Regions from separate parts of the Homo sapiens genome. Here region 1 is linked to region 2. A link is a contact called in ENCODE Hi-C or POLR2A ChIA-PET data. All regions are on one chromosome and are shown on one strand. Each heading gives the region's core, a stretch centred on a gene start or an enhancer-like site at or near the end of the contact. The rest is flanking DNA. Distances are from core to core; before and after follow the strand shown.

Evidence for each region. Hi-C counts contacts between places; a loop is a spot of excess contacts on that map. ChIA-PET counts read pairs that join two places held with the same protein, here RNA polymerase II (POLR2A). Pooled maps may share reads with other maps.
Region 1: a loop to region 2 is called in a pooled map, with 4 times the contacts of the local background. The contact joins two enhancer-like sites. A Hi-C loop is called at or near these places in 2 of 50 pooled maps. POLR2A ChIA-PET finds 5 or more read pairs at or near these places in 2 of 52 experiments (activated T-cell and naive thymus-derived CD8-positive, alpha-beta T cell).

Annotation. Positions count from the first base shown.
Region 1 is chr19:4,106,544-4,111,017 of GRCh38, reverse strand. It overlaps MAP2K2 (mitogen-activated protein kinase kinase 2), which reads left to right. Exons shown (of 11, transcript NM_030662.4): 3 at 363-509. Among named protein-coding and RNA genes, the nearest start is that of MAP2K2, 15 kb to the left of the region's middle. RefSeq lists an enhancer at 1,543-1,672. Within about 2 kb of position 2,062, at least 8 of the 41 ENCODE cell types and tissues checked have a DNase peak (open chromatin) inside an H3K27ac peak, as active enhancers do.
Region 2 is chr19:3,686,606-3,691,313 of GRCh38, reverse strand. All of the region lies in intron 1 of PIP5K1C (phosphatidylinositol-4-phosphate 5-kinase type 1 gamma), which reads left to right. Among named protein-coding and RNA genes, the nearest start is that of PIP5K1C, 12 kb to the left of the region's middle. RefSeq lists enhancers at 9-303, 1,916-1,995, 2,006-2,075 and silencers at 2,888-2,937, 2,958-3,167, 3,188-3,387. Within about 2 kb of position 3,458, at least 9 of the 41 ENCODE cell types and tissues checked have a DNase peak (open chromatin) inside an H3K27ac peak, as active enhancers do.

The DNA.
Region 1 (4,474 bases), core at 813-3,312, 420 kb before region 2:
AGCATGACATCCTCAGGGTTCACCCACGCTGTGGCCGGGGTCTTGGCCTGGTTCCTCTTTACGGCTGAGTCCTGTTTCAGTGAGGGGTGGGCTGCGCTGGGTTGGCCTGTTCTGCCCTGGGTGGACGCCTGGGTTCTTTCCACCCTTGCCTGCTGTGAGTCGTGCTGCTGTGAGCACTTGGGACACGTTTCTGTGTGGACGTATGTGTCCACTTCTAGGCAGACACCTAGGGGTGGAATTGCGGAGGGGGTACTGAGTTGGTCTTGACCACTGTTGGGAACGCCTGCAGAGCAGAGGCCCCAAATGCCTTCATCCCGTTTTCGGGCACCCCCCAAGCCAGTCTCGCCCCTCTCCCCTTGCAGCTGATCCACCTTGAGATCAAGCCGGCCATCCGGAACCAGATCATCCGCGAGCTGCAGGTCCTGCACGAATGCAACTCGCCGTACATCGTGGGCTTCTACGGGGCCTTCTACAGTGACGGGGAGATCAGCATTTGCATGGAACACATGGTGAGTGCGTCCGGGGCAGGGGCAGGGGCAGGGCCTCCACGGAACAGAGCATGTTGGGGAGAAGGAAGACCCCCTCACGGCCCCTTTCCTCAGAGGCAACAGTGCGCTGGCTTCCAGGGGATCCTTCTCAAGGCAGTCGATGCCATACAAGTATGTATATGTAGATGCCTTTGGTTTTGTTTTGTTTTCTTTTTGTTTTTTTGAGAGGCAGTCTCACTCTGTCACTCAGGCTAGAATCTAGTAGTGGCACAATCTCGGCTCACTGCAACCTCCACCTCCCAGATTCAAGTGATACTTCTGACTCAGCCTCCCGAGTAGCTGGGATTACAGGCGCCCGCCACCACTCCTGGCTAATTTTTGTATTTTTAGTAGAGACAGGGTTTCACCATCTTGGCCAGGCTGGTCTCAAACTCCTGACCTCAGGTGATCCACCTGCCTCGACTTCCCAAAGTGCTGGGATTACAGGTGTGAGCCACCGCGCCCAGCCAATGATTTTGTTTTTTAAGCACTCATGTCTTCCTCCCAGCTTTGCTTTTTCTCTTGCTGTATCCCGGGCGTCCTTATGACAGCAGAGAGGGAAAACACTCCCGTTTTGGGGGGTACGTAGGTTGTTTCCAGTCTCTGCCCTATCTCAAATAACATGGCACTGACTCGCAGGCACACCTGTGAGGTAAGCTGTGTGAGGGAATTGCTGGGTTCCAGGGTAGATGCAATTAAAAACTGATCCCTATTAGGCCGGGCACGGTGGCTCATGCCTGTAATCCTACCATTTTGGGAGGCTGAGGTGGGAGGATCATTTAAGCCCAGGAGTTCGATACCAGGCTGGGCAACATAGTGAGAAACCATCTCTATAATTTAAAATATTAGGTGAGTGTGGTGGCACGTGCCTGTTTTAAAATTGTTAACAACATTTAAAAATGGGGATAAAAATAGCACCAGCTACATGAGAGGCTGAGGTGGGAAGATCACTTGAGCCCAGGAGGTTGAGGCTACAGTGAGCTTTGGTCACGCCACTGCACTCCAGCCCGGGCAGCAGAGCGAGATGCTGTCTCAAAACATAACAAAGCTGATGACTGTTTTTAAATGGCCTTCTCAGGAAAGTGTGGCAGTCTGAGCTTGTCAAGGCAGGCCTGTGCCTCCCCCAGCTCAGATCTGTGGGACCACAGTCTCTAGGGTGGGGTACAGGCACCCCCTTCATTGACTCTGACGTGCCCCCTTGTTAAGACACTCTGGCCTCGAAGCCCAGAAGTGGGTGAGATTGGGTGGAACAAAAGGAGAAGTGGCCAGAGCTCAAAACCCCGGAGGAAATGCTGCCGACCCCGCCACACCGAGCTCATCAGGTATCAGACCGCCTGCCGCACAGCGTCGTTTGCAAAACCAGAATGCTTGGGTGACACCCTGCAAACGTGCGATCCCCTTTGACAGTTTTGTAATGAAGGCAGGAAGTGAATTTGAGCAAGGCCCCCACGTAGCCATGTGACCCGAGCAAGGCAGCACCCGCCTTGGAGCCCCTTTCCCGCCTGCGAGGGAGACCTGGCGTCTGCCCCGCTGCTCGCAGAGTCACGTTGCCGGCGGCATCAAAGGGCGAGGAAAGGATGAGGAAGCGCTTTGTGGTCTGAGGCAGCCCCTCTGTCATGTGGTGCTCCCTATTCCTCCTCCTCGTCTTCCTCGTCTTCCCCCTCCTCCTCGCGCCCGGCAGGCACCCTCGCTACTCAGGAGTTCTGTCCATCCTCGTTTTGTGTGGCTGACTCAGTTCTCGAGCCCCCTTCCTCCCATGCAGAAAGGGGACAGTGTGGCAACCCGCCCCCAACCTCTATTCTTGGTGAATTTAAAATGGGGGTTCCCAGAGTGGGTGCTGGCACCCCAGGGGACACCACACAGACCACCAGGCTGCAGGAGGGAGACACAGGCCGTGCTGTCTGTGTTATGGAGTGCACCCTTTAAAAGTTCCGAGGTGGTCTAGCCAGGGGCGGTGGCTCACACCTGTAATCCCAGCACTTTGGGAGGCCGAGGCGAGTTCAGGAGATCGAGACTATTCTGGCTTGGCTAACGTGGTGAAACCCCGTCTCTACTAAAAAAAAAAAAAAAAATACAAAAAAAATTAGCCAGGCATGGTGGCGGGTGCCTGTAGTCCCAGCTACTTGGGAGGCTGAGGCAGGGGAATGGCGTGAACCCTGGAGGCAGAGCTTTCAGTGAGCTGAGATCGTGCCACTGCACTCCAGCCTGGGCCACAGAGCGAGACTCCATCTCAAAACAAACAAACAAACAAAAACAACGTGGAGCACGTTGATTTTTAAAGCATTGGGTGAGCCCTGACAGGGCAGCATCCGTGGAAGTAAAGTCATCCAAGGGGGCCATCCCTGCCATCCTCGCCGGCCCTGTGAATTCTCTCCATGCTGAACGATGCTCTCGGAATTCACCTGAGTGCCCATAGGTTTCCATGGAAGGGCCTGCCCAGCACCTGATTCATTCCCTCCCAGGCCACCCCAGTGAGGCAAAGGGGCAGCTTAGCACCGGGGCTGAGGATGGGCGTCCGGGTCAGGTCTCGGCCCCACCGCTCACCCTTACCACGGGTTCGGGACAGGACTCTTGCCGCTTCTGCTGTGAAGCTGAGGGAGGTCGTAGTCCCTGCTGGGGTGAGGACTGTGTGAGCTCCTCCCAGGATGGCACCCGGCACGCACAGGTGTTGCATCCATGTCCTGGCTGCTGCAGCCATTTCCCTGTATTTCTACGCTGTTTCCTCATATTTCTATGTCATCTTTATTTTGCATTTTTTTCCTTCTTTTTTTGTGGGGGGTAGGGGGTACAAGGTCTCTCTCTGTCACCCAGGTTGGAGTGCAGTGGCATGATCCTAGCTCACTGCAGCCTCCACCTCTTGGGCTCAAACGATCCTCCTGCCTCAACCTTCCAGGTAGCCGGGACTACAGGTGCACCAGCACGCTTGAGTAGCTTTTTAAGTTTGTTTTTTTTTTTTTTTTTTTTTTTGAGACGGAGTCTAGCTCTGTCGCCCAGGCTGGAGTGCAGTGGCACAATCTTGGCTCACTGCAAGCTCCACCTCCCAGGTTCACGCCATTCTCCCGCCTCAGCCTCCCGAGTAGCTGGGACTACAGGCGCCCGCCACCACAGCCGGCTAATTTTTTGTATTTTTAGTAGAGACGGGGTTTCGCTGTGTTAGCCAGGATGGTCTCGATCTCCTGACCTCGTGATCCGCCTGCCTCTGCCTCCCAAAAGTGCTGGGATTACAGGCGTGAGCCACCGCGCCCGGCAAGTTTTTTTGTAGATATGGGATGGCACTATGTTTCCCAGGCTAATCTTGAACTCCTGGGCTCAAACGATTCTCCCGCCTCAGCCTCCCAAAGTGCTGGGATTACAGGGGTGAGCCACCGTGCCCAGTGATGTATTTATATAAAATGGCAAGCACTTGTTGGTGACTGGAACTTAGGAACAGTGGGGCTGGCTGCTTCCCTGGGGTCTGAACCTATTACTGGATAACTCGGGGCAAGAACCCAGTGGACAGTGGGGCCTCATGGGATGGGGAAAGGAGAGCCAGTGGCTTACGGACCTCGTAGAGGTGCCCCTTGGCCTTTCTGGGGGTCTCGTCCTATCTGCTGAAGAATGCCCGTCTTGTTCTACTGTAATGGAAACTGGACATGTCCATCAGTAAGGGAGTGATTAAAGAATGATATTTGGCTGCTTTGCAGTGGCAAAGTGAAATCCACAATGGTGTACTGAATGGGAGTATCCCCACAGTACAACACTATTCATGTAGTGGAGGGGTGGTTGTAGAAAATAAACATAGCATGGGCTGGGTGCAGTGGCTCACGTTTGTAATCCTAGCACTTTGGGAGGCCAAGGCAGGCGGATCACGAGGTCAAGAGTTCAAGACCATCCTGGCCAACATGGTGAAACCCCATCTATACTAAAAATACAAAATTAGCTGGGCATGGTGGCGCACGCCTGTAGTC
Region 2 (4,708 bases), core at 2,209-4,708:
AATCCAGAAAACAAAACGCAGCATCAGCACTGTACCAGACCGGGCGCTCCGTGTTCCGGCAGCGGAGGACGCGTCCATCTCTCCCATCCTCAGCAGCCATATGGGTGCAAGGCGACTTCTTCCCTCACTGCGTCATTGCAGCGTATATTCGTCTTCTTGTGACTCAGAGAAAAAGTCCTTGTGGCTCTTCGCAGCATTTCCTCTTTGTTTTCTTGGAACTGCGTTTCCACAAGGGGAGCAGAGACCACTAGAGGCGAAGGGACTCGCCACACAGGAGCTCCCTCCCACTCCTCCCGACGGTCACCTGTGTTTCTATCAAGAGCTGGAAAATGGAGTGTCCCCACCAGGGAGACGGGGTCACCACCGAGGCTGGCTCTGAGCTGCCTCAGCTCCTGCAAGCTCCGTGGCCCCGACCTCCACCCTCCCCGGCCCATTTTCCTTGCACAGTTCCTTCTTGTAAGCACACACGTCAGGTTGAACTCTGACCTCATTTTCTGGGACCTGTATGATTGTGTCTTTCCCAGTCTACAGTTATCTGTCACCATTTTGTTGATTCGTAGGAGCTCTTTATTTGTTATGGCAGCTACTCATTTATTGGTGACACAAGTGCAGGTACTTCTTTGCCCATCTTCTCCTACGATGATTGTTAACGTCTGGCAGGTATTTTGGGGTTTATGTGGTCAAACTTATCACTCTTTCCTTTTCTGGTTTCCTAGTTTGGTGTCATGAATGGGAAAGTCTTCCTGTTCTGAGGTTATGATTAAATTCTGCTAAGACTTTTATAACTTAGCTTCTTTTTTGTTCACATTTCAATTCTTTTTTTTTTTTTTTAAGACAGGGTCTCGCTGTATCACCCAGGCTAGAGTTCAGTGACACGATTGTAGCTCACCGCAGCCTCGACCTCCTGGGTTCAAACCAGCCTCCCAACTAGCTGGGACTGCAGGTGTGCGCCACCATGCATAGCTAATTTTTCATCTTTTATGGAGACAGGGTCTTCCCATGTTGCCTGGGCTGGTCTCGAGCTCCTGGCCTCAAGTGATCCTCTTGCCTTGGCTTCTCGATGTGCTGGGGTTACAGGTGTGAGCCAGTGCGCCCAGCCTATTTCTGGACTTTTTATTCTGCTCCACTCCTCTGCCTTTACCTTCATGCTACAGCCATGTCTCGTCTTGAACAAATGATAACATGTTCACAGTTAAAAAAAAAAAAAGTAATCAGACTTGCAGTGAGTAAAAAGTGAGTCCCACCTCACCCTCTCCATCTCTGTGGAGATAATGACTGTCACCCCAGGTGTTTCTCTGGCCCATACACTTGGGGCTCAGATTATATTAGGCTATTAAAAATAGTTTATTTGGAAAGCTTTCCAGCCTATAGAAGGGGCAAGAATGCTACAGTGAAGACCTGTACAGCCCGCACAGAGATCCACCAGCTGCTAACGTTTTGCCATGTCTTTATCATTCTGTGTGTGGGGGGGGAGTGTACGTTAGTGTGTGCAAGTTTGTGTGTGTGAGAGTGCATGTGAGTTAGTGTGTGTGTGTTAGCGTGTGCGTGTGTGATTATGTCAGGCCATTTGCGTGTTGATTGCTGGCATGGTACCTCTCTGCCTGAAGCAGCCAGTTCCATTATTTGTGGTAGTTCTTTATTTTATTTTAATTATTTTATTTTTTTGAGACGGAGTTTTGCCCTCTCGTCCAGGCTGGAGTGCAGTGGCGCGATCTCAGCTCACCGAAACCTCTGTCTTCCGGTTTCAAGCAATTCTGCTGCCTCAGCCTCCCAAGTAGCTGGGATTACAGGCGCCCGCCACCACACCCGGCTAATTTTTGTATTTTTAGTAGAGACAGGGTTTCACCATGTTGGCCAGGTGGGTCTCGAACTCCTGACCTTGTGATCCAGCCACCTCAGCCTCCCAAAGTGCTGGGGTTACAGGCATGAGCCACTGCGCCAGGCCTGTTTGTGGTAGTTCCTTTGTGAAGCTGCTGCAGACACTTCAGGCGCACACTGAGCCCTGGCTCCAGGGGAAACCCAAGGTCGGGTTCCTGTGAGCCTCTGGGCATGATGTTTCCATCAGCCAGTCGATACGTGACCTTGTTGTATGTTCGTTTTTATTTCAAGGCGTGTTATTTTAGGGCTGGGTGCGGTGGCTCACACCTGTAATCCCAGCACTTTGGGAGGCTGAGGTGGGAGAATAACTGGATTACTGAGCCCAGGAGTTTGAGGCTGCAGTGAGCCGTGATTGCACCACTGCACTCCAGCCTGGGCGACAGAGTGAGATCCTAAGAAAATTTTAAAGACACCCGTGTTGTTGATTTATCCACAGGGAGCTCACAGACCATAGGCCGCGTGCGCCAAGCCCCCCCCACCCCCCAGCCCCATCCCGGGCACTCTCCCAGGCCCCCGCCCATTTGCAGGCTGTGTTGGGGACAAGGCTGGAAGGGGGACCGGGGGCATGTATTCGGCTGTGTGGGGGCTCAAAAACGGGGTGGGGGGCCATGGCGACGTGGGTGTGGGTCCCCCTCCCCCGGCCCACCAGCTCGGTGTGTCTCTCGCTCTCGTTCTCCCCCCACTCTCCTCTCTCTCTCTCTCTTTCCGCTCTCAGTCCTGTTTGAGCAAAGCTTCTCTCACTACGGGTTTCTCCATGGGGCTCATCCGGGTCTCTAGCCCTGAGGGACACGAAACCACCTGAGGACAATGCCTGGGGGGGCAATTTCAGCAGCAGAATCACCAGCAAAACCGCAAAAAACACACGCGGCTCTCAGTGGACCAGGGAAAGGCCAGGTGCTCACAGCAGGAGTTGAAACCAGGGGGCGAGGGTGGCCTCACCGGAGCTGCCTGGGGACGTGTGTGCCCCAGAGTCCTGGGGGTGCTGCCCTGGAAATAGCCTTCCGGTCTTCTAGATCCCTCCCCGCCCACAGCAGGGGGCCAGAGGCCGTCCCCCCCTCGCAGGTGAGGAACAGGAGCTCCTGCGGGCTCCCCTGCGGCACCCCGCTCTGTTTCCCACCACGGCCTAACCTCAGGCTCTGGAAGGAATTCCCTTCAGGGACACTGTACTCCCCGGAGGGACGCTGCGCCCCTGGAGGACAGGGACGCTGGGGAGCCAGCCGCGAGGGGCGTCCACCTCTGCTGTGCTGGAGACGGAGCGCGCAAGGAGGTGGGGACCACGCGCAGACCCTGGCTGCGGGAGCCTCAGCTCGGGGCCCATCAGGATCTCCCGCAGCCCGCACGGGCCGGGCTTCCCCCAGGGGCTGGCGTGTGCTCTGTGCACCCTGACCCATCCCGTCGGCCCCGCCACCTGCGGGCTGGCCACGCCCCACAGCCTCCTGCCCCGGCCCGCCCGGGAGCTTGGTGCTGAGAGTGGAGCCTCTTTCTCCCTGGACATTGGGGCCCTGGGAAACGACCCAACACCTCAGGGCCTGCGGAGTTCTGGATGCTCCGCCCGCCTGCGCAGAGCTTCCTGTTTACCGGCCTGGCTCCTGCCCGCCCACCTGCTGCGGGGAAAGCGATCACTCTATGCCCTGCGGGGAGCACCCGGCAGGGAGAAGGGAGAAGGGGCAAGGAAGAGGGGCGGCCTACTACTCGGGTGGACCCCAGGCTGTCCCTCCACCGTGCTGGGGTCCCCCAGGTGTACCCTCCCCTCCAGCCACCTCACCCCTTCCTTGCTGTGTCCCGCAGGTGTTCTGTGGTGTCCTCTGAGGGCCTGTGCGTGTGTGTGCGTGTATGCATGTGTGTATCTGCATGTGTGTGCGTGTGCATGTGTGTGCGTGTGCATGTGTGCATGTATGTGTGTGCGTGTGCATGTGTGCATGTATGTGCATGTGTGCGTGTATGTGCGTCTGTGTCCCCTTCCCACAGGCCCTCACCGCTCCCTGCACCTGTGGGTCCTTTCTTCCTTTCCTGCCCTGTTGGGACATATTCCTTATTGCACACTTGGACTTCTTTCTTAAATTCTTTTCTTTTTGAGACTGAGTCTCAGTCTGCCACCCAGGCTGGAGTGCAGTGGCGCAGTCTCGGCTCACTGCAACCTCCGCCTCCCAGGTTCAAGCAATTCTCCTATCTCAGCCTCCTGAGTAGCTGGGACTACAGGCATGTGCCACCATGCCTGGCTAATTTTTTTTGTTTTTGTTTTGAGTCGGAGTCTCACTCTTTTCACCCAGGCTGGAGTGCAGTGGCATGATCTCAGCCCACTGCAACGTCTGCCTCCCGGGTTCAAGCCAATCTTCTTCTTCAGCTTCCAGAGTAGCTGGGATTATAGGTGTGCACCACTATGCCCGGCTAATTTTTGTGTTTTTAGTAGGGACAGGGTTTTACCATGTTGGCCAGGCTGCTCTCGAACTGCCGACCTTAGGCTATCCACCTGCCTCGGCCTCCCAAAGTGCTGGGATTACCGGTGTGAGCCACTGCACCTGGCCTTGATCTGTTTTTTTCTTTGCTTGCTTATGCTTTTGGTGTTTATTTAAGAAATTGTTGCCTAATCCAAGGTCACAAAGATTTATTACCCCATTTTCTTAAGTAGTTTTATAGTTTTAGCTATTACATTCATTCCAGTTTGTAATTATTTTATTTTATTTTATTTTATTTTATTTTATTTATTTATTTATTTTGAGACGGAGTTTCGCTCCTGTTGCCCAGGCTGGAGTGCAATGGTGCGATCTCGGTTCACCACAAGCTCCACCTCCTGGGTTCAAGTGATTCTCCTGCCTCAGCCTCCTGAGTA